2 separate regions of the Homo sapiens genome follow, and region 1 is linked to region 2. The links are chromatin loops, found by intact Hi-C in ENCODE. Cell type or tissue: PC-9. All regions are shown on one strand. Each heading gives the region's core, and the rest is flanking DNA. Links, peaks and the distances in the headings are about the cores only. Region 1 overlaps CFAP20DC-DT (CFAP20DC divergent transcript). Region 2 overlaps CFAP20DC-DT (CFAP20DC divergent transcript).

The links. Hi-C counts contacts between places; a loop is a spot of excess contacts. Peaks named below come from ENCODE experiments on the same cell type or tissue, not always from the same donor. Only the 100,000 strongest peaks of a DNase experiment are listed, where the experiment ranks them.
Region 1: it touches region 2 in a loop (12-fold over the local background); 1 of 110 quality-filtered maps calls a loop at or near these places.

Annotation. Positions count from the first base shown.
Region 1 is chr3:59,477,609-59,488,624 of GRCh38, reverse strand. The region is part of intron 5 of CFAP20DC-DT (CFAP20DC divergent transcript); the gene reads right to left. Among named protein-coding and RNA genes, the nearest start is that of CFAP20DC-DT, 400 kb to the right of the region's middle. In PC-9, for the core only: no CTCF peak of the experiment used is centred there; no DNase peak of the experiment used is centred there; H3K27ac peaks cover 1,272 bases.
Region 2 is chr3:59,321,923-59,332,938 of GRCh38, reverse strand. The region is part of intron 4 of CFAP20DC-DT (CFAP20DC divergent transcript); the gene reads right to left. Among named protein-coding and RNA genes, the nearest start is that of CFAP20DC-DT, 240 kb to the right of the region's middle. In PC-9, for the core only: no CTCF peak of the experiment used is centred there; a DNase peak (open chromatin) is centred at 5,478; H3K27ac peaks cover 358 bases.

The sequences.
Region 1 (11,016 bases), core at 3,816-8,815, 150 kb before region 2:
AATACAGGTAATTAAGCAAGGCTCGGCATGGATCTCCAACCACCGTTTACCAAAATAGTTTGGCATCTGTGATGTTCACAATTTCAGGGTCAATTTGGTACTGGACCATATAGCAGTAGGGAAGTCATGGACCCTGAGGTGAATGGAGAGAGAGAAAGAGAGGGAGAGAGAGAACACACAAGCAGAGATCAATTAAGAACTCTATTTTACTGTGTTCTCACTCCTTCCACATCCATGCAACCCTCCATCCATGGAGTAAGCATCTTCTATATTCAATGCCCCCTCAGTGATAGTGAAAGTGATAGTGATAGTGAAAAGATACATAAGGCTCCTGTGTTCAAGGAGCTTACATTCTGCTGATGGGAGGGGACAGAGGGTAAACAAATTGACAAATAAGATAATTATAGATGGTGATATATGCTTTGATAGCAATAAAAATGGTTGAGAGAGTAACTGGGTGAGGTCAACTTCAGGATATTTGAGAATGATCTGAAAACATGGGCAGGAGTCAGACATGTGATCCGCTGTAGGAAAAGCATTCCAGGCAGAGGGAATGGCCATGTAAATGCTAGAATGAGGTAAGGGGAGGGGAGAGAAGGCAGAAAAAAAAGGCTGGAGACATTGAGGAGGTTAGATTATGTGGAGCTGTGACCCTGGCACAAAGTTGGGCTTGATTTGGATTGATTACAAGAGATAAGGTTGCCGTTTTACAATTGAGCATCTGTGGTCCAATTCCTGATCTTAGAGGCTGGTTAAGGCAGAGAAGTCACCAAGAGGAAATGGGAGCCAGAGTGGCCAGGAGTCAGAGGGTCCTGCAAAATTACTGCTGGGGCGAGATTAGGACTGGTCAAACTGGAGTCATTGAAACTGCATCCAAGCAGGATGGGGAAGTGTGGGACCAGAGTGGCAGATTGGAGTTGAGAGCTGAGAAGACACAGGAGGCAGGAGGTAAGGAAAGATGGCACAAGGTCAGGGGACCAAAACTTTTGCCACTGACCTGAGATTCTTGGGACTGCGTCTTTTGATGCTGGTTCAAGGTACCCTGGTTAGGTTGGGCACAAGGCAGCATTATGAGTCTAGAAATATGCTGGGCTCCATGACAGCAAATTGGAGACTAAGTCTTCTGTAGTCTCAAGAAGTTCAAAATCTGGTTAAAAACATGGAGTATAAGACACAATTAAAGGACGATACAAATGCTTAGCTGTGTGTGACGTGTGTGTTTCTGTACATGCTATCGGTCCTCAAAGGAGGGTGAGCTCCTTTGATATGAAGCATTTGGGGCAGAGGAAAAAAGAACCAGAACTGAATATGGGCTCTTCAGTTGACAAATGGGCACTTCAAGTGACAAATTTGAAATGGCAAGGAATGAGCAGAGAACAGGGAAGCCAAGAAATAGGGTGACAATTAAGAACATTCCAGATGAAGTCCTCTATTATTTCCTTTTCTGGTAATTAGAGCAAAATATATTTCATAGTAACATTTTAAGTTAACAATTGACTTAATTCACTCCACCTACCACCTGGCTCAGATCAGTATCACCTCCCAATTCTGAAAAGAGGGAAATCAGGGGAGACTCTTCAGAGAGATAAGAGAGGAAATTGGTTGTTCTGAAAACAGGGCCCTTTCTTCTTTGCAACCACTTTCAAAGGGGAAAGCCGCCTGATAATGAAAAGCATTATCATTATTATTTACTTCAAATACTGGGCTCTCTCATAACAAAAGCTTCATTCTCTGTAATCTTACTGTTGTTTGGTATCACTAAGATATTGAAATTCATTTACACCTCCAGCTCTGGATACAACGTGTGCCAGCTGCTGCTCTCCCTCTGTGGCCAGTTTTATCCTATTATGCTATTTATAGGGCCTTCTCGGTGAAGGTGGCAGGAATAGTGATGCCAAAGTTTCATTCTTCCCTCCATCTGACAGCTGGCATGTTGTCCGACAACACAAAGGGAAAGAAGAAAGGTTGCATATCAAAATATTTTGAAGGCATCACTGTCAAACTTACAGACACACAACATGGATAATTACTCAAGTTTCACTGCAATGTCCAAAATGAAATCTTTCTAACCTGTGGACAGTTTATGAGTTTCAAGAAAATATTTGGTTTTTGACTCCAAATGCATACTTCTTCTTATCGCACATTCACATACTTGTGTGCACACACACAGAAAACTCGAAATAATTATTTTGCCAAACACATCAATTCTGAATATGATGGATTTTTTTTAACTTCTGAAGTGTGAAAAGAGTTGATCTAGGTAAATTTCCATCAAGTAAATCCTACTCCCAACTAATTTTGATTTAAAAAAACCCCAAATCAACCAAAAGCAACATGGAAAACTCTGGCTGGCTAAGATGCCACCTAACACAACTAATTCTCAGGAGCAGTAAGACATAATGAGCACTCAAAGTTTGACTCAACTGAATCAAAATATGTTCCTAATTAAGTAGGTCCTCTCCATCTTCCAGCCCTTGAATTTTAAGAGTTTCTCTATCCGTAAACATCTTGGAACTTCCCCGTTGGGTCTTTGTATTATTAAGACATCACACTCCACAGTAGTGTCACAATTGGGCTGCAGTTGTGAATACTCCTTAAGGTAAAGGTCTTTTGTTAAGATGAATTCTCTCCATATCTTATTATCTGTCAGAAATTCTGAGGTTGAGATGATGAGAGGGTACAACAAGTGTCAGTAACAGACACTTCGCTCATGCCCCTCAGCCTCCCAGCCACCTTGCTTTCTAGAACCTTCTTTCCCACCCCCAGCGGCCTGCCTAAGGAGTGGATGCCCAGCCAGGAATGGTTCTCACAAAGGTTGTTCCTGACCTTCAACTTGTATGCCAGGGCTCCAGGGCATGCACTGCACCAATTAGATCCTCTCTCAGGAAAGCAGCACTCATAAGCTCCTAGGTAATGATGAGAACTTTAGGTAAGAACTGGGGCACAAAGAGGGGTGGCCTGTGCCCATGTCCTGAGGGCCTAAAGACCTAAGGAGAAGTGGTTCAGAGCGAGAAGAGATTAGACATGAAGAAAGAATCAGAGAAAGCAAGAGAGACAGATGTGGTATCTTAGTTTGGGTGGCTATAACAAACTACCATAACGGGCTGGCTTAACAACAAATATTTATTTCTCACAGTTCTGGAGGTGAAGTCTGAGACTAGGATGCCAGTATGGATGGGTCCTGTGCTGTGCACAGTGAGGGCCCTGTTGTGCATTGCAGATGGCAGACTTCTTGTGTCTTCATATGGCAGAAAGAGTTCTCTGGGGTCTCTCTTATAAAGGCACTAATCCCATTCATGAAGCCTCCACCCACATGACTTAATTATCACCCAAAGGCTCCACTTCCTAATACCTTGGGGTTAGGATTTCAACATACATATTTTGGGGTGACAAATATTCAGTCCATAATAGATGAGGGTCAGGCCAGTCCCTGGAGCTGCTTTGGTGTTGGACCTTGCACAAATCTGCTTGTGTAATATTTCCTGTATTCCTGGGCCATTTCTCTATCCTTCCAAAAGAAAGATGGCCTTTAAACTCCAGCGACTCGAGCAGGTCTCTGTTCCTGGCAACCAAAAGAGCCCTTAAATGTAAGGTGGCAGATAGACTACTAGAATCCAAACCACTTGGTGGTGGTTAAACATACCGAATGCTGGTTTCCATGCCAGACTTCCTGAATCAGAAGATGGGAGGGATGGAGACCAGGAATCTATGTTTAAGAAGCATCACATGCCCCACTAGAATCTGAGAGCTACATTCCTTACAGAAACATCTTCCAAGGCATTTCATTACATACCTACGAAAGTTGCTGAAAATACGAAGTACAAAAAATCAACCAAATCCCTACTGAGTTTTCAGAACATGTCATGTTCACATTATCTTTAAATCATTAAAAAACTACTGTAATCATTAGGTTAAGTTAATGCACAAGTGGCAAATGCCTATGCTAATCATCCCTTATTATTGCAATGAGTTCTAACTGTTCTCCTTAAGTGAGGATGTGCCTATTAAAATGAGTATCATATGCACCAGACACCATGTGTCACATACAGCTTGATTTTCCCTTCTGTCCATGCAGTGTTATGTGTCATAGAAAAGCTGCTGTGTGATAAGTATGATGGTTTTAATGCCAATTAAGTGAGAAAGATGATAAAATCTATCTCCAGAATCACAGAGCTTCATCTTTCAACAAATATTTGCCAAGTACTAACTCTGTGCCTGCGACTCCAGAACTGGAGTTCTCCTGGGCACAAGGAATACAGAAAACTAGGGTGCTAGGTCTTCACCTATAATTAATATTGCCAGGAAGAGTTATGGGCACCCAAACACGCATATGTACAATGGAGACATGGAGCAGGGTCACTGCTACACTAGGGGAGGGACAGGGAGGGTGATCTTCAAGACTGCACTCAGACACAGTCTAGTGTAGCGCTGCTAACAACGGGGTAAGTTAGTTAAGTCTGGAAGTGAGAATGAGAAAGCATGTTGGCTTACAGGTATACTGTGTCCTCTAATCTTACTTTTCTTGCTAATAGAATAGACATAATATACTCCCATTGCCATTTCTTCTGTTTGAGTCCAGCATATAGCATCCTCTTGAGTTTTGACTAACCTCTTATTTCTCAGGTTGGTCAAAACTCAAGAAGATCTTATATGTTGGATTCAAAGACCCCCACAGAAAAAAAGAAGTTGGTTAATAAAACAAAAAATTTCCTAGAACTTCTGTACACTTAGTTAATTTCAATAAATATTTCAGTGCCTACTAAACTGTGCTAGTCACCAAAAATGTATACACCTTACCATGTAGAGTTTAGAGAAACACAGAAATAGACGATAAAGGTATAATGAAGTACGGCAGCAGTGTCTCAGGTAAAATACAACAATAGCAAGGAATCACTGAAAGAGGAACAATTAATTATGACTTACAGATAGAGGCAGATCTCTGAGGACAAAATATTTGATCTTGGCCTCTACATGAATTAGGATTTGAACTCTTAAGGCTTAAGTTGGGTGAGAGAAAAAATATAACAATTCTATAGTAAACAATTCTAACAAGTAGTATATACTGTATGAGTAAGCTTTTACTATGTAACAAAACCACTGGAAAACATAGTGTCAGAATAGCATTTATTATTTCCCATGATTCCGTGACTCAGTTCAATAGTTTTGAGCAGGGTCCTCCATTGCCAGGTCACCAGCCCGAAGATGCTCTGCTGACACTGGTTGCTGAGTTAGAAAAGGGTTCCAGGATGATGAAGTGACACTGAACATCTGCTTATTCTGAATCCTCTGTGGCTGAGGTTGCATTTTGGTCAGAATGTTAGCAAACTGAGCCTTGTCACAAACTTTATCAGACCCTGAAAGTCAATATCTGGAGTCCTCTCCCCACCCAGAAGGTGAACTGATATTGAATTGAATCTTCCTCGTGCTGTTCCAAAATAAGCCCTCAAAAAACAATGAGCAAATGGAAAATAGAGTATCTTTTATTGATTGTGATGTTTCCACTTAACTCGATTCCGGCAGGGGAGTTTCTAAGGTGGCACATGCGTAGGGAGCAAGGGCATTGCCACGGTCAATAATTCCGAGGAAATGAACAGCCTCGCCTGCCTAATGGATCTCTCCAATTTCCTCTATTGGGATCCAACTTGGGATTAGTCACTCGACAGATTTTTCAACAGTTCCTCTAGACTATGCTTTCTTTCAAAGCAATTTGGTAAGTGTCAGCTGAGCATCTGGGCTAACTTTCATGACTAAGGCCTTTTTATTAAAGACACCTTCCATGTGGTACTGATATGTTCTCATGCCTTCCTTTTTGAACCAGTGGTAGCCTTTGATTTTCTGTATGACTTTATTTTTCTCAGTATATGACTAGCAAAATACACACTCCTGCATACCACACACACACACACACTTTATAGGGGAAAAAAAGTGTCCATGAGGCATTCTTATCACTTTCTACTCCCTCCCTAGTGTCAACATCATTTTACATAAGTTTTTCATTTCAGTATCATTTTTGATTTATAGAAACATTGCAAAGGTGGTACATAAAATTCCTATATATCCCTCACCCAGTTGAGTTTCCTCTAATGTTACCACATTACTGTTACATTTGTCAAAAGCAGGAAATCAATATTTAGTAAACTCTGGACATGATTCGGATTTTACTCGTTTTTTCACTGATGTCCTCTTTCTGTCCCAAGACTCAATCCAGGGAACTTCACTGCATTTGGTCCTCACGTTTCCTTGGTTTTCTCTGGTCTGTGAGAATTTCTGTTTTTGTTTGGAATGACCTTGACAAGTTTGAGGAGTACCAGTTAGGTATTTTGTAGATCATCCCACAATTCAGGTTTGTCTGCTGGTTTTCTTGTGATTAGCTTGGGGTTATGAGTTTTGCCAAGAATGCCACAAACATGAATGCCTTTCTTGTTATATCATACTAAGTGGTATGTGCTATCAATAAAACTTCTCACCAGCAATGCTAAGCTTCATCACCTGGCCAAGGTAGAATTTGCGAGGTTTCTCCTCTGTAAACCTTTGTTTGTTTTTAAAGCAGCGAAGGCTCAAAATGCACTGTCATATTTAGGCAGTATTTCTAAATATTATGTTGCTCAAGTAGTAAAATGTAAAGTGCCACTACTAGGTTAGTCTCCTTAATCATAGAGGCTGAGAGAAGTTGAGTGGGAAGTTAGAAAGTATTTGGGGGACAAATGAGGAAAAAGGAGAAGGATATAAGTTGGTTTCAAATTTAGCTTTAATTTCCAAATTCTGTAGTAAAAAGATTCTTTCAAATAAGATACTCATTTATGTTGGCCAACTGGTTAGTTTCAGCCTTGTAGAATTTAGCCTGAGACCCCTTCGTTAGTTATAAACAAGTCAAGCTGATACCCACTTCTAAACTTTTTAGATATTTTACATTGAAATTAGCAATTGCCAATTTAAAGTCTACTTTGCCTTTCAGAAGAACTGAGAATATAGGTCTGTGTAACTAATTCAACTGTATCTTGGAGGGAAAAAGGCAAACAAAAAGAGCAGTTCAATTTATTGAACAACATATGAATTAGCGCCTAGTATATAATGTTCCTTATATATTCTTCATGGTAACAAAATCTGTATGGTAGTAGAGAGCCCTGCTTCTCAAAGTATGAACCCTAATCAGCTGCATTGATGTCACCTGGGAGAAATGCAGTCTCAGGTCTCACCCTGGAGCTCTGGAATGAGAACCTTTATTTTAACTGGATCCCCAGGTGCCTCCTGTACTTTCCAGTTTGAAGCACCCTGCCCTAGAGACCATTACCGATGAAACCTCTATTTGAAAGACAAACATCGTGCTCATGAAAAATATATGTGTATAGACTTTAGTCCCTCAGTCCTCAAGCCAATGATAATGTATACGTTTTAGAAACACAGTTTGCTAAAAAAAAAAAATTGATATTAATCTGTCAATTTTGCTTTCAAAAGCAAAATTGTTCTTTTGAACAAATCTGCTAACTGGTTACATCTTAAGGTAACCTATGCACCCAGATATATCCCTTTAACACAATCTTTCTTTAAAAAAAAGATTGGAAAAATAAAGATACATTTTAAAATGCAGATATACAGAAAGTAGAGCCTCACAGTTTGAATTTCATCTCATAACTGAGAGACAGGACAGGTTTCTGGTTCCCACGGTTTGTGACAAGTTCTTTCTCCTCTGTGCCCTGCTGCTACTTGCACTCCTAGTGGGTCTTCCAGGCAACAAACTTTTGTTTTTAATCATTACATGAAGATGAGGTTTAAAACATGCTTTCAGGACACACGTACAGTGGTTAATTTGTGAATGGTTGTATGTTAGTTTTAAAAAACCACACACACACGCTAAATCACATGATGGCGATTCTTACAGATTTCCAAATGCCAAAAGGAAAATTCCATATCTCCTTTGCTCTAAGTTTGGTGAAAAAAAGAAACATGTCCAAGAAGTTATAACTGAAAGTAGACCGGGCATGAGGAAGGACTTCCTACCATTTGGGGTGAGGAAATTGCAGGGCAGTAGAATGAGTCATGGACAAAAAAACATCAAAGGCAGCCCAACTGTCAGCTGCCAGAAATGCTAACATGCACAGATGTAAAACATGACTGAAGGAAGCAAAGCAGGAAAATTCTGGAGCGAGACAGAGTGAGATTCATGTCCACCCCAGCCCCCACCAACTGTGTGACATTGGGCAAGGTACTCAACCACTCTTAAGCCTGTTTATCTGTAAAATGGGATCGTAATTGTACATAGTTTGGAGGGGTGGCATAAGGCTTTCATGACACAATGCCCATCAAATACATACTAAAAAACTTAGCTATTATCAGTATTATCACCATTATTGTCATATATAAGAATGTATATCAAGTGCTTTGCACAATGCAGGCACATATAATTACTTAGTAAATAATGGGCTATTATTATTGTGATGGTAGTACATTCCTTGATTTTTTTAGAATTTCAAATTTCAGAAAATGATAGAACAGATTGTAAAACTTGGTCAAAAACTAAAGTCCTTCCAGCCCACATGGCCTCACTATACCCAGGCCCCCTCCCCACATGAGCCTCTGAACACTGGCTTCTAATTCTCCTTCGGGCTTCCCTCTCTCGCTGAGGGGAATGTCCCCTAACATGACATGAAGGATAAGGTCAATTATGATTTGGAAGAAGAATCCAGTCCCTAGGCTGAGACACAATGTTTTTTCAAAGAGACATAACAAAGGTCACCCTAGAGACAACTTTTCTTAACAGATGATTCTCCTGGGCTAGAAAAGCCAAAATGGACCTCAACGTGAATAACCTGCCAGCATCCTGCATTTTGACAGCTACAATTCTTCCTTTTTCAATTTCAATTCTTATTGATTTTGAAGATTCTCATTCCGGAGATGTATGCCGTCATTGTACTACAGTGTTTAGCAATTTATCTGTGCCTGCTTTTATATGCTAGATTGATTCTTTCCTATCGAAGCTGCAGGTGGGAGAGCGCCCGGGTTGCTATCTGGTGCCCTCTCTGCTCACAAGTGATTAAACTGAGACATTTCACGCTCTCACCTGAGGAAAAAATGCTAAAGTAAGCCTAGTGCCAGGGGGAGGTTCACATTTGGTAATGAAGCAGTGGAAGTTGGCAATGAACTCGATGAACTCCTTCTGAGAAGAAAGGCATAAATTAGGGAGAAGTGGAATCTGAGTGGGGCAAGGGCAACACAGACATTGCTCTGAATTTCCATTCAAAATCCCCAGATTTCCCTCTGGGAAGTCAATAGAGAACTGCATTAAATGATTAAATACTTGCTTGGTTCCGGTTACGGTTGGAAATGGTGAGCATTTTTTTTAAAACATGTGAAAATAGCTAGAAAAGATTAGGAAGTGTGGAGAGTGCAAATGAAATGAACCTGGATGAGAGTACATTTCTTACCGCTAGTTTTTCCAAAAAATAAATTTGAGAGTAAATAGTGACATTTACTTAAGTTAATCTACTCATGGTGAATAACTGTAAGAAAAATGTTCCAAAATTTAGAGATTAAAGCACAACTCAAAACATTTAGGGATCAAAATGATTACTTATCTTTTCCCTTTAGCCTAATTTCAATTATTTCATCTGTAGGGACTATGATCATTGTGTTTCCTTTTTGTTGGTGAAGGTGTTTCTTTATGTCAACACACTTTTCCTCACCCTTTCTTCTGTTTCCATTGGAAGTGCTTCCCAGATTCCGTGTAACATAAAAGGACTGTCAGTCATGGGGCTTTCTCCCACCCCCCGAATTGATCCTCTTGGCCAAATACTGCATGGGACTTTACTTATGCTAAATAAAAAATTGTTTTGAGTAGATAAAGAAAACGTGGTATGTAAAAACCATGGAATACTAATCAGCCATGAAACAGAATGAAATAATGGCCTTTGCAGAAATGTGGAAGAAGTTGAAGGCTATTATTCAAAGTGAACTAACTCAAGAATGGAACACCAAACATCGTATGCTATCACTTATAAATGGAAACCAAACTATAAGGATGCAAAGGGATAAGAATAATACAATGGACTTTGGGGACTTGGGGGGAAGGTTAGCAGGGGGGTGAGGAATAAAAGACTATATATTGATACAGTATAAGCTGCTCAGTTGATGGGTGCACCAAATCTCAGAAATCGCCACTAAAGAACATATTCATGTAACCAAAAAAAACACCTGTTCCCCAAAAGCTACTGAAATAAAATAAAAATTAAAAGTTAGTAATCATGACTGACATGGATAGTCAACACTTTATCATTTCATACTCACTAGAAAGACACTTTTCAGGACCTTCATATATATATATATATGTGTGTGTGTGTGTGTATACATATATATGAGAGAGTTTTTTAAAAACTCCAATATAACTGGGTTGTCTGGGATCTACTTAAACTAAAACATTACTTGTTCATCTGAAGTTCAGATTTAACTGGGAATCCTGTATTTTATCTGTCAATCTTATGTTGCACCCACCTGTTCACTTGCCAATGCCCTTGTTTATGTCCCGTAAAATATGTGGCTGGTCTCTCATTCCATAAGGCAGCAATTATCAAGTGCCACCATCCTGTCAATCCGCGGGAGTTTGGGATAAACTACGTTATTCCCAGCTGGTTTTTTCAGTAGTATAGCCCTTACCTGGCCTTATCTTTGCTACAGCTGAGGAGTCCCCAACCCATGTGAGAGCACCACCATTGAGACTTGTTATCGTCAAGAGAAGAGACAACTACTGACTTAGGGAAGATGCAGTATATTGTTGTGTTATTGACAGATAAAGGCTAAGACAGCCTACCCTAGGATACTTCCACTGTGCTGTGGGGACAGTGCTTTCATCCCAAGAAAGGGTTGCCTCCCACAAACAAAATGGCTAAGGAAAGACAGTGGAACTGAGCAGGATGGAGTAAATGAGGCAGGTTACTCTCAGTGAGGGTTCACCTTTGCTCCTTCACTGTTCCTAGGTGACCACTTTACTCAAATGTGACCAGTCCATTTCACGTGTTCTTTGGT
Region 2 (11,016 bases), core at 2,950-7,949:
ACAATCTAGCAGAACAGAGAGAACAGCCAACCAAAATAACATGAGTCAGGAAATCCCAGCGGCCATGGGAACACAAAGCAGGGCAACCTAGCCTCCTCTTGCATAGGGTGGGTGGGGAGTCCACAGCAAGGTCTTGCTCCCCAAGTCCCAGCTAGCCCTGCCCAAAGTACAAGCCTCTGATTACCATGGGGACCAGTTAAACAAGTGGTATATGTGCTAATATACCACATTTCGTGTGCAGTCAGCAGCACCCTTTTTGATATGAAGCATAGGTATTAACATGGTCATGTCTGAAGAGTAACAGTTATGTCTCAAGTATGGGAAAATGCATTTTCTACTTTACAACTCAACTCTGAGTCTTTCTCATAGGAATGCTCATATGTCACCTAGACCTTATGAATTCCAATGCATATTTTTAAAAATATTTAGACTTTTAATCCAGTATTTTCATAAATAATGTGAGATAGAGACCTTTTTTCCCCCAAGTAGATAGCCAGCATCCCAGCGCCATTTGCTGAATAATCAGACCATCTCTTCCCCATTCACTTTTAAGTGCCAACTTTCTCATACAAAAAATTTTCATTTTTGAGTTTATTTCAGGCTCTCTGTCTTGTTCTATCTGTCAATGCCACACTTTTCTGACTGCTACTACTCTAAAACGTGTTTTGATACCTAATAGGGCATGTTCTGTCTTTGTTTTTAAATTTTTTCTTGAATGTTCTGTGACACGTATAATATTAAATATCTTTACAGAGAAGCCAAGTATGAAAGTATATTATTTTACGTATTTATCAATATAAAACTCTAATCTATGAATTATGCATTGCTTTTAATTATCTACTATTTCCACCACTATTTGGGGCTTTTTCATTTCACATTTTATTTGTGTGTGTGTGTGTGTGTGTGTGTGTGTGTGTGTGTGTGTGTATAAAATAAAAATGGGGTAGTAAAAATCCTATGGGTTTAGTAATCAAAAGGACTAGACTTGAGACCAGGCTCTGGCATTTGCCACCTATATGACCTGGGGGTATCATTTTCTCTTTCTGAGCCTCAGTTTCTTCATTTATAAAATGGAGATAACAACCTATCTCATAAGGTATTGCGAGGGTACTATAAGAGAAGACATCTAAATAGTTTCACAAAGTTTCTGGCACATGTCACAGAGATATTGGAAGCTATGGATGTAAAAAAATAGGCTTTAATTTTTTATTTGATAAAAATTGTTTGATAAAAAATGTTCAGTATCATTATTGCAGAAAGTGGCATGGGTATTTACAACTGAACAAAACCTTGTCCTGGTACTAGGAATCTATATATCCTTTGGTTTTCAGGCAATGGAAGTGTTGATGACTTCATCTTATTCTGTGGCTTCTACTTTTAAGATGTTTGCATAGTAGACCACATGTCCAAATATTTGGCTTTTAGCCATAAAGGAAGCCCCCAAATTTCAAATAGTGCATATGTCAGAGTCAGATGGGCTGTGGTTCTCTCTGGGGTATCATGTGATACCCCATTTAATGCAACATATGAACAAAGGGGTCTGGGAGCCTGCATCCCCCGAAAATTATTTTATTAAATGATTATCAGGAAATCCATCACTTTAGTCTGTAAATAACTGACATGTACAGTAATGTGGCTGTCACATTGTATTTGCTACTACTCAACTGGAAGAAAAGGAAAATGCAAAAGTGTAAAAACAAGTCCATAAATATCTCCAAAGAGACTACTGCAAATTTAATTAACTGAGCAATTGAGTCTGACTTCTTTAAATTTAGATCTGAAATATGAGGTATTCTTCCAGAGCATTATATTCTTGTTAGATGGGTCAGGGGAGGGGAGTGAGGGAGAAAAAACAAAACAAAATCTCCAATAAATTTTAGCTCAGTAATGTTTTGTTATTAAGAAGAGACTAAAAGGAAGAATCATTTGTCCCTTATAATCAGCAGTACATACTAGAAAAATTGCACCCCAATGGGTCTATTTTTCCACAAGAAATAGGACACTATTCTCAGTAAATAATTCTACTACATTTTAGAAACATGATCCTACTAAATGTAAAGCAACTCAATCTGACTTCTCTAAGACAGACTAAGACATGGCCCCACCCTCCAAGGCCCAAAGTCTAGAGAAAGATCTAGATGTGTTTGTGAATCGCTAGGTAGAGTGAATCCCCATGGTAGAGGCACAGGTTCAATGAAGAGAACAGGACCAAGAGAGGATCTTTAATCATCAGGCCACAATATAGAAGTGGTCAGGGACACTGAGTTGAAGAGGTTCTCATACAAGATGCACCCTCTGCAGCATCTTACTCCACACAGAAGCATGTCATGTCAAGCCACCAATGCCACAATGGGCTCAGCTAGACCTGGGTCCCACCAACAGACAGCAGGCGAGGCAGGCCTGTCTTCTCTCCTGCAGGCAGCAAGTTGGCTGTGTGAACTAGGAGTCAGCTTTGCAGGCCCAAGTCTTCTCTCCCTCCCCTTTCTTCCTTTTTCCTCCTCCCCTTCCTTTCCATCTAGCCTACTTTTCTTGCCTTTCTCCTTCTCCTTTCTCCTCTTTCCCTTTCTTCTTCCCTCCCTCCATTCCTTCTACCTCCTTTTCTTCCATCTTCCTTTTTTCCTCTTCCCCCCTTCTGCCTCCCTTCTTATTTCTTCTGGCTCTGATCCCCACACACCCATTCACTGTCTCTCCTCTCTCTCTCGCCAACACACCCAACAAACACACCATACAACATTTATATTTGGGGTGGTTTAGGAGTTCCACATTTGACTTCTGCCTACATGTCTTCTCAATACAGCTTCCACCACAGTCTTAGACTGGGGTGGGAAGGGTTTCAAGGAACTAACACAGAATGCTACAACAGATGCAATATTTGCTTCCCAGGTGGCTGGCAAATGGTGTTTGCTCCACTGGGGGTACAAGGGAGCACCAAACCCCTCACTGAAGAATTTCACATGAGCTGATCCAACCGGAAACCATGTTATAGATGAGCTAAGATTTGAGCTGGGCTTTGAATACAGCATAAACAATTTTGTATCTGGAGAAATGAGCACCTGATGTGAACGTGGGAAAGGCCCATATTGTCACCGCATCTCTGCCCTCCTGAAGCAGCCAGACGTTAAAATCAGAGACATCTTCAAATACGCTCTATACTACTTGAAGCCACCCAATAAGTTCTTCATCCTTGAGCCCTGTATATATTTCAGGCTGGAGGACTCAGAAGCAGTGCCAAGAACGTATTTATTCCTAGAGAACTTGGGCCAATATTGTCATAGTAATCGTGGAAATTATGACAAAATTTGGATATTTCACAATCAAGTACGTATCACCTGGGTCCAAGAGGCCTCTGCACCCTTCCAAATGGGATAATTTGAACACCTCCTTTAAGCATCTCAGTGATGTCTGTGTCAGTCTCATGCCTCTAGGAATTTCTTTGCGGCTTGTGATCACAATTTGGAACAGTGGCAAGGGATGGCACCATCAACTTGTTGATAGTACTCAGCAACTGAGAGTGTGTGAAGAGGAAGAGGGCAAGCACTTGCAGAGCTCTCACTGTGTGCAGACACTAGATATTTTCAGTGTCAACCTTAGAAAAACTCTACAGTTAGGCACAGTTAGTATTCTCCCTTTATGGGCCAGGAAACAAAAGGACAGACTACTTTGCTCCTTCTATCACTCAACCAATGAGTGTAAAGTAAAACAGCAGGTCTGTGAGATCTTTGGTTCTTTCACTGCTATATTCCAAGCATCTGCATGGTGCCTGGCATATAGTAAATGCTCAGTAAATACTCTGTGGATGGATGAGGTGGTAGGACTATGATAAGAACCCAGAAGTCTGGCCCCAGAGTCTGTGGCCTGGGCACACAATGTAATTTCTCTCTTCTCCTCTGTGTTTCCCCATCTTCTTCCTAGGTGGGTGCTTCTCAAGCTTTAGCCTGCATCAGAATCACCTGGTGGACTTGTTAAAGCACAGATTGCCAAGTCTACCCCAGAGTTCTGATAAGTAAGTAGGACTGGAGTGGAGCCTGAAACTTTACATCTCAAACACGCTCTCTGGTGATGCAGATGCTGCTGGTCCGGGGACCACACTTTGAGAACTTCTGCCCTGGGCCATAAACCCCATGTTTTTGTACCAGCCACCTTTCCCTTTTTCCACCACAGAATGCCCATCCTGTTCATAAAGATGAGAGTATGAAAGAATAACTGAAAATTGACCCATTTGCATTTCAGCAGAAGCAAACTCCAGTAGAAGCAGCGGTTGCTACAGATGTTGCTGGAGTTATAGAAAAGGCCATCATGTACAATTAGCAAACCAGGAATCAAGTCCTAGCACCTTTTTGCTTGAGCAGCATGGCCCTGAGCAAGTCAGTTGACCTTTCTGCTCCTCATTCTGTCAAATGGGCATGTGGATAACCCCTGCCTTGTCTACCTCCCAGGGCTGTTCTGAAAATTAAGGGATAAAATAGGGAAAACATTCTGTCCATGCTAACGGACTGGAGATCCGGTGCGTGTTATTATGCAGTTGGCTCATGAAGTCGTAATGTTGGTCTTGAAACTAGAATTAACTCTGGTGGGTGATGGGTGAGTTCAGAAGGAAGCATGAGCTCTCTTTATATACTGTAGAGCTGAAACAAAACGAAACAGCGAGATGTTTCCAAGTAGAACATGAAAATTAAAGCTGTATACTTCCAGATGAAATATACTTCATTATCACAGGCCAAACATAAAATAAATAGGGCAGAAATACAGCTATCTGTTCCCATAAAGAACAGGGAGGAAATTTGGGGAACAATTCCTGGGTAACTTTAAATGCCTCTTCTATCTTTTTACTGCAGAGCCATGAAGGACAGAAAATTATGACAAACTAATTATTATGATGGATGAGGAGCCAGTCCCTTCTGTTAGCTACACTGCTGGAGCAAAGAGCAGCTCCACAGCTCGCATACTTCAGTAGGCAAGATGCTCTCAATGATAATGGGCAATACAGATTAACAACATTAGGTTAAAACAGGATAATTACTCTTTTTCATTTTCTAGTTCTTTCCACGAACCTGGTCCTGCCTTACATTTTTCTGTTTCTTGCTTCCAAGCCGCTGTGTGTATCAGGCAGGCGCCTCTCTTGCTAATTAAAGGTGATGTTGTGCTTGCTTTTCCTGTGGTTTCCAACAGTGCGGGTCCAGGGACCAGGGACTGATAAAACCACTGCAAGGGAACCACCCTTTCCAGAAGCAGGATGAGGTCACAGGAGGACCAGGGATACAGAGCAAGCAAGCTCTGCAAAATGAATTCTGCTTTTCTTTCTTTTTTTAATGCATTCAGCAATCTGGTATGAGGGTGATGAGTGTAGAATCAAGAGGTGGGCCTTTTTTTTTTTTTTAACTTCTTCAGGAAGTAAATTCCAAACAGCCTTACATAATTAAGCAGCCATCCAGCTATGCAAAGGAATGAACTCGTTCACGCATGCATGCATTCATTCATGTATTAGTCAGTTAGTCATCACCAGTATCTGCTAAGTATCTACCCTAGGCCAGGCACTAAGCTGGACCCTGGGAATACAATGGTGAACAATACAAGTATAAGCCCTGCTATTCTACAAGGGAAGATCAAACAAAAATGGAATGTCAGATATGCAGAATAATTTCAACTTGTGATGAGGTGTTGTGAAGGAAAAAAACAAAGGACTGAGATGGTGATTGACAGTGGGGTCTACTTTAGCTAGAACACTCACAGAAGACACCTCTGAGAAACTGGGGAATTAGCTGAGACTTGCAGGAGAAAAACAAACTGAGCATTCAAAGGAGGGGAGACGAAAAAGCTAGGCAAGAAAGCAGCATCTGCAAAACAGAGAAACATGGGACACGCTTGGAAACCTGAAGGTCAATGTGGTTTGGGCCGAGTGAGGTAGGGAGGGGCAAGATGCAGCTGCAGAGATGCACCAGAACCATTTCAGGCAGGACCTCATGGGCTACTACAGGTGCAGGTGTGGGGTCTGGGTCTTATTCTAAGTAAAAAGCAACATATGGAAGAGTTTTCAGCAGGAGTATGATGTAATCTGTTTTCTCGGACATTTAGAGAATGAATGATCAAAGAGCATGCAGTGGAGGTGGGAAACCACTAGGGGCCAGTAGGCCAAATGATGGCGGTGGTGGTCATGAAGCTGGACGGAGGTAGGAAGATTGAAGGTCGAATTCAGAGATAGGACTGAGGGTACTTGCTGATGGATGGGATAGGGATGGGAGTCACAAAGAGAATCATGGATGATTGGGAGGCTGCTGGCTCAAGTGAATTGGTGATGGCAGCACCTTTTACGGCTATTGGCTAGGAACAGATTCCAGGGGAAGAAAATTAAATTCCAGGATAGAAATTTCTCACCGCCTTTGGAATTGCAGAAATTACTCAATGTTATAGCCTCATAGACCTGAGGCCACTCTCACACCCTATGAAATTGCATCCTGAAAAGCTACCTGGAAATGCAGTTTGTTGGCTGGTCCTAGGAAAGCCTACCATTCTGACTCATGAAGTCCCTCCACCAACAACTCAGCCATATTTCACAAGCATGTTACCCACATTGGTTTCAGGCCAGCAGCCTGACAACAACATGGAAAACACATAGCAAAATGCTGGGCCATATTTCCACCATAGAAACTGTATTAATGACAATTTCTAATATTTGTATCTCAATTTATAATTTACAATGCATTTAAGATCACACTTCTAAAACTTTACCTGGGCATCTTGTTAAATTACCTGGGCATTTTGTTAAATGGTGATTCTGCTTCAGTGGGTGATATGGTTTGGATCTGTGTCCTCACTCAAATCTCATGTCGAATTATAATCCCTAATGTTGGAGGAGAGGCCTGCTGTGAGGTAATTGGATCATGGGGGCGGACGTCCCCCTTGCCGTTCTAGTGATAGTAAGTAAATTCTCATAAGATCTGGTGTTTAAAAGTATGTAGTAAAGTATGTAGTACTTCTCCTTCTCCTCTCTCTCTCTTCCTCCTGCTCCTGCCATGTAAAAAAAGCCTGCTTCCCCTTTGCCTTCCACCATGGTTGTAAGTTTCCTGAGGCCTTCCCAACCATACTGCATGTACAGTCTGTGGAACCATAAGCCAATTAAACTTCTTTTCTTTATAAATTACCCAGGCTCAGGTTTTTTTTGTTTTTGTTTTTTATTGTTTGCTTGTTTGTTTGTTTTGAGACAGAGTCTCATTCTGTCACCCAGGCTGAAGTGCAGTGGCATGACATGAGCTCACTGCAACCTCCACCTCCCAGGTTCAAGCGATTCTCCTGCCTCAGGCTCCCAAGTAGCTGGGACCACAGGCATGTGCCACCACACCTGGCTAATTTTTGTATCTTTAGTAGAGACAGGGTTTCCCCATGTTGGCCAGGCTGGTCTCAAACTCCTGACCTCAAGTGATCCACCCACATCAGCCTTCAGGTATTTCTTTATAGCAGTGTTAGAATAATATAGTGGGTCCAGGGCGAGGACTAAGATTCTGCATTCCTAACAAGCCCCTGAGTGATGCCATTGATGATGCTTTGACTAGCAGGATTATAATATACATTTTCTCACTTGATCCTACAACAACCCTCAGGCAAGTGTAATCTCCATTTTACAAATGGAAAAACTAAGGCTTAGAGAGTTTTAAATTATACTTTGTCTAAACAAGGATCGACTAGTCCATAGGAGGTAGATCTAGATAAGAAATGTAGTTCACCAGTACCAGTTAGAAATAATTACAATCACAAAACTTGTGAAGCTGTATAGGTTTTAAGATTTATTTAATTAAATTGTCATTTGGCAAACAGGTAGAAGAAAGACACATTTAAGCCAGAAGTAATCAATGTATTTGCATGAGGATCAATACAGAAAAAAAAATTTGAGAATCACCGTACTTAACAGATATCTTTGTGTGTGTAATTTTATTCATTTTTAAATTGAGGTATAATTTACATACATTAAAGTGCACAGATCTAAAGTGTTCAGTTTTATTCATTTTTAATTGAGGTATAATTTACATACATTAAAATACACAGATATAAATTGTAACTCTCACCCGAAACAAGATACAGAACATGTCCATCATCCCAGAAAGTTCCATCCCATTCCTTTTCAGTTGATTCCTTGATTTCCATCAGATAAATGTATTCTTGAACTTCATATAATTGAAACTATGTTTCAATTGTGCCAGCTTCTTTTACTCAACATAATATTTAGAGGTTCATAACCATTATGTTTTATCAAGAAATATCCTATCGCTCACTGTACAATATCTGCAATTGTTCTTCACCATGATTTTTATGATTCCCAAACAATGTTTCCCACTGGGGTCTAAAGTTACAAAAATTACACATCTAGCAACCACTGAGCATTTGAATATAATAAAGTCTGGCTAAACTTTGCTGCCAAAACACTTTTGAAGCAAGTAGATTTTGTCTTTTGCTGACTGACCCTACAAGTTACCTAATTGCAAATTACGGATTTTCTCACAGAGCATTTTAACATTAAACATTCTACAACACGAAATTTTCTCAAGCAAGACTGAACAGCTATAGTGGAAACATCTTTAAGACAAAGAAATATTATTCATTCTACTTGCATTGAAACGTGATTTTTCTCAGCCTACTTTTTTATTCTTGGCAGCTGCCCTAGCAAAGGTCTAAATTTTATTGAGAAACACACACACACACACACACACACACACACACACACACACAGCCTCAAAGATCTCAGCCTCCTGACAGCAAACCCAAAAAACAGATGCTTCTCTGTCAGCCATACCTGGCCAGAGGATAATGAGGCACAGACCAGACCACAAGGTACTCAGTAGTATGGTCCATGCAGTTTGGCCCTCTCAGCACCCTAGTTTTTGCATCTCTGAGATGTAGGAGTTCCAGAAACTAGAATGCAGGCCATGCCTTGAAGGCTGCAACTTACACCTTTATGCCCCAGTCAACTCCTGGAACATCTTTCCTGCAAGAGTCGTGTGCTCCATTACACACACACACATGCGTGCAAACACACACACACATGCATGCAAACACACACACACACGCACACACACACACACCATGAGTGCTTAGTATCTGTAGAGAGTCAGCAGAGCCACCTGCATTTGACTCCTGCCATTTATCTGAAACAATCCTTGACTTCTGTCTTGCTGACTGCCAGCATCCATGTCAAGACCCATCACTTTGTTGACAGGGTTTAGTAGGAATTTTTGTTTTGGTAGGAGTTTTTGTTTTCACTTCAGTTTTTATTTTTTTGTCTCTGAAAGTAGATGGTGAAATCATATTTCTCTGTTAATCACATAAGCTGTTGGGGATAAACTGCTGTAGAAGCTAGTTCTGTCCTTTTGAAGAATTTTAGGAAGTAGCACATTTTAAATTGTCAATTTGTAACGGGAAGGCTTGCCCTAAAAAGGCCCATAATGGCATGTCCCAGAGGAGAGATGGTATGTCTTTGTATTCCTAACATCTAGTCTAAGGCTGGCCATACAGCAAGAACCAGTAAATATTTGTTAAATGAATGACATTTTGTAAACCTAAAATAAAGATAGCACTGATGTTTAATAGAAATGATAAAACAGTTTCACTGACAAAGTACAATTATATAAAAAGCAAAACGACAACAAAAAATACTTTGGGAAAAAAGTATATTACAAAAATTTCTTTTAGGTGATCCTAATGCTTTAGAAGATAAAAATGCTATAACTTTCATACTTTTTACTAGTTTCAAATTTAAGCATTCATAGCTTACAATTTTACTTTAGGTAATTACTGAGTGACCATCACACACCAATAGATATATTCAGTAGCATTTAATCCCATAGGCATTCACTAATATATTAGAATTATACTTAGGTATTAGATTTTTAATCAAGAAATGATCACTCTTCTCATGAATACTGATTTTGACTGCACAAATTGTCAAATATGTGAAGAAATACTATTTTAATTTGGTAAATCATATTTCCTATTAAAAAACTGTTATTTCTATCTGCCATATTTTTACAAACTTTGCTTGATTTGGTCCTGGGTTTTCTTAAAGTGTCATTGCACCAACAGAGGCCAAGAAGTAGCAGAGAATGGAGAAGAGGAGAAACAAAGCACGATGCCACCATTGTGTTTCGCCAACACAGCAAGCAAGCCCTCACCTGCTTCCAGGCCCTTGCGTTTGCTTCTCTCCGTCTCTGGAATGGCCTGTCCCAGCTCTACATGGCAACAGCTCATTCCCATCCTTCAGGCTTTGGCTCTAATGTCTTCTTTACAGAAGCCTTCCCTGACTTCCCAAGGCACAGTGGCTCCCATAGAGACCCTCCATCCATCACTTTCACAGCTGTGTAGTTGTCTTATCTGTAATCTGTTGACCTTTCCTTCACTAAAATGGAAGTTCCATGAGGTCAGGGCCATTTTTATTTTGTTCACTACTGCATTCTCAACTCCCTGTTCAGTGTCAGACACCCGATCAATATTTGAAGAAGGAATGAATAAACATGTGAGCCACCGCTTCTATATCCAGAATGCTTTAACTACACACAACTTGAAGAATCAGCCTAAGGCGATTTTTAAACCCAGCTTCCCAAGGCTTAATGAATGCAGAAGGCAATTAGTTGCAATCTTTCAGGTTCATTGGCTATTTCTTTGCAATTCCTGTGGTGACAGGATAATGATACAGTAGAGAGCTGCTCAAATGACCCAGGTTTGGCCGGCAAGATGAGAAACATGAGTGTGAGTCAAAGGGCTACTTCTCTGCCACTGCTGGGAGAGTTCATGTAAGGTATTGTGCCACAATTCATAGCAACTGCTGAGAGTCTGCCATCTCCATGGACATCTCAGAAGTTGGCAAACAAGGAGAAGTGCTGACAAGGTTAAAATGACGTGGTCTTGATATCACTGTCTTTTCCTCAAAGTGCCTAGAACATCTAAATGCAGTCATAGTAGTTTTCAAATACTTTAATTCTCAGAGTAATTCATGCTCATTATATAAAATGGAAAGAAAATGCCCCAGAGCAT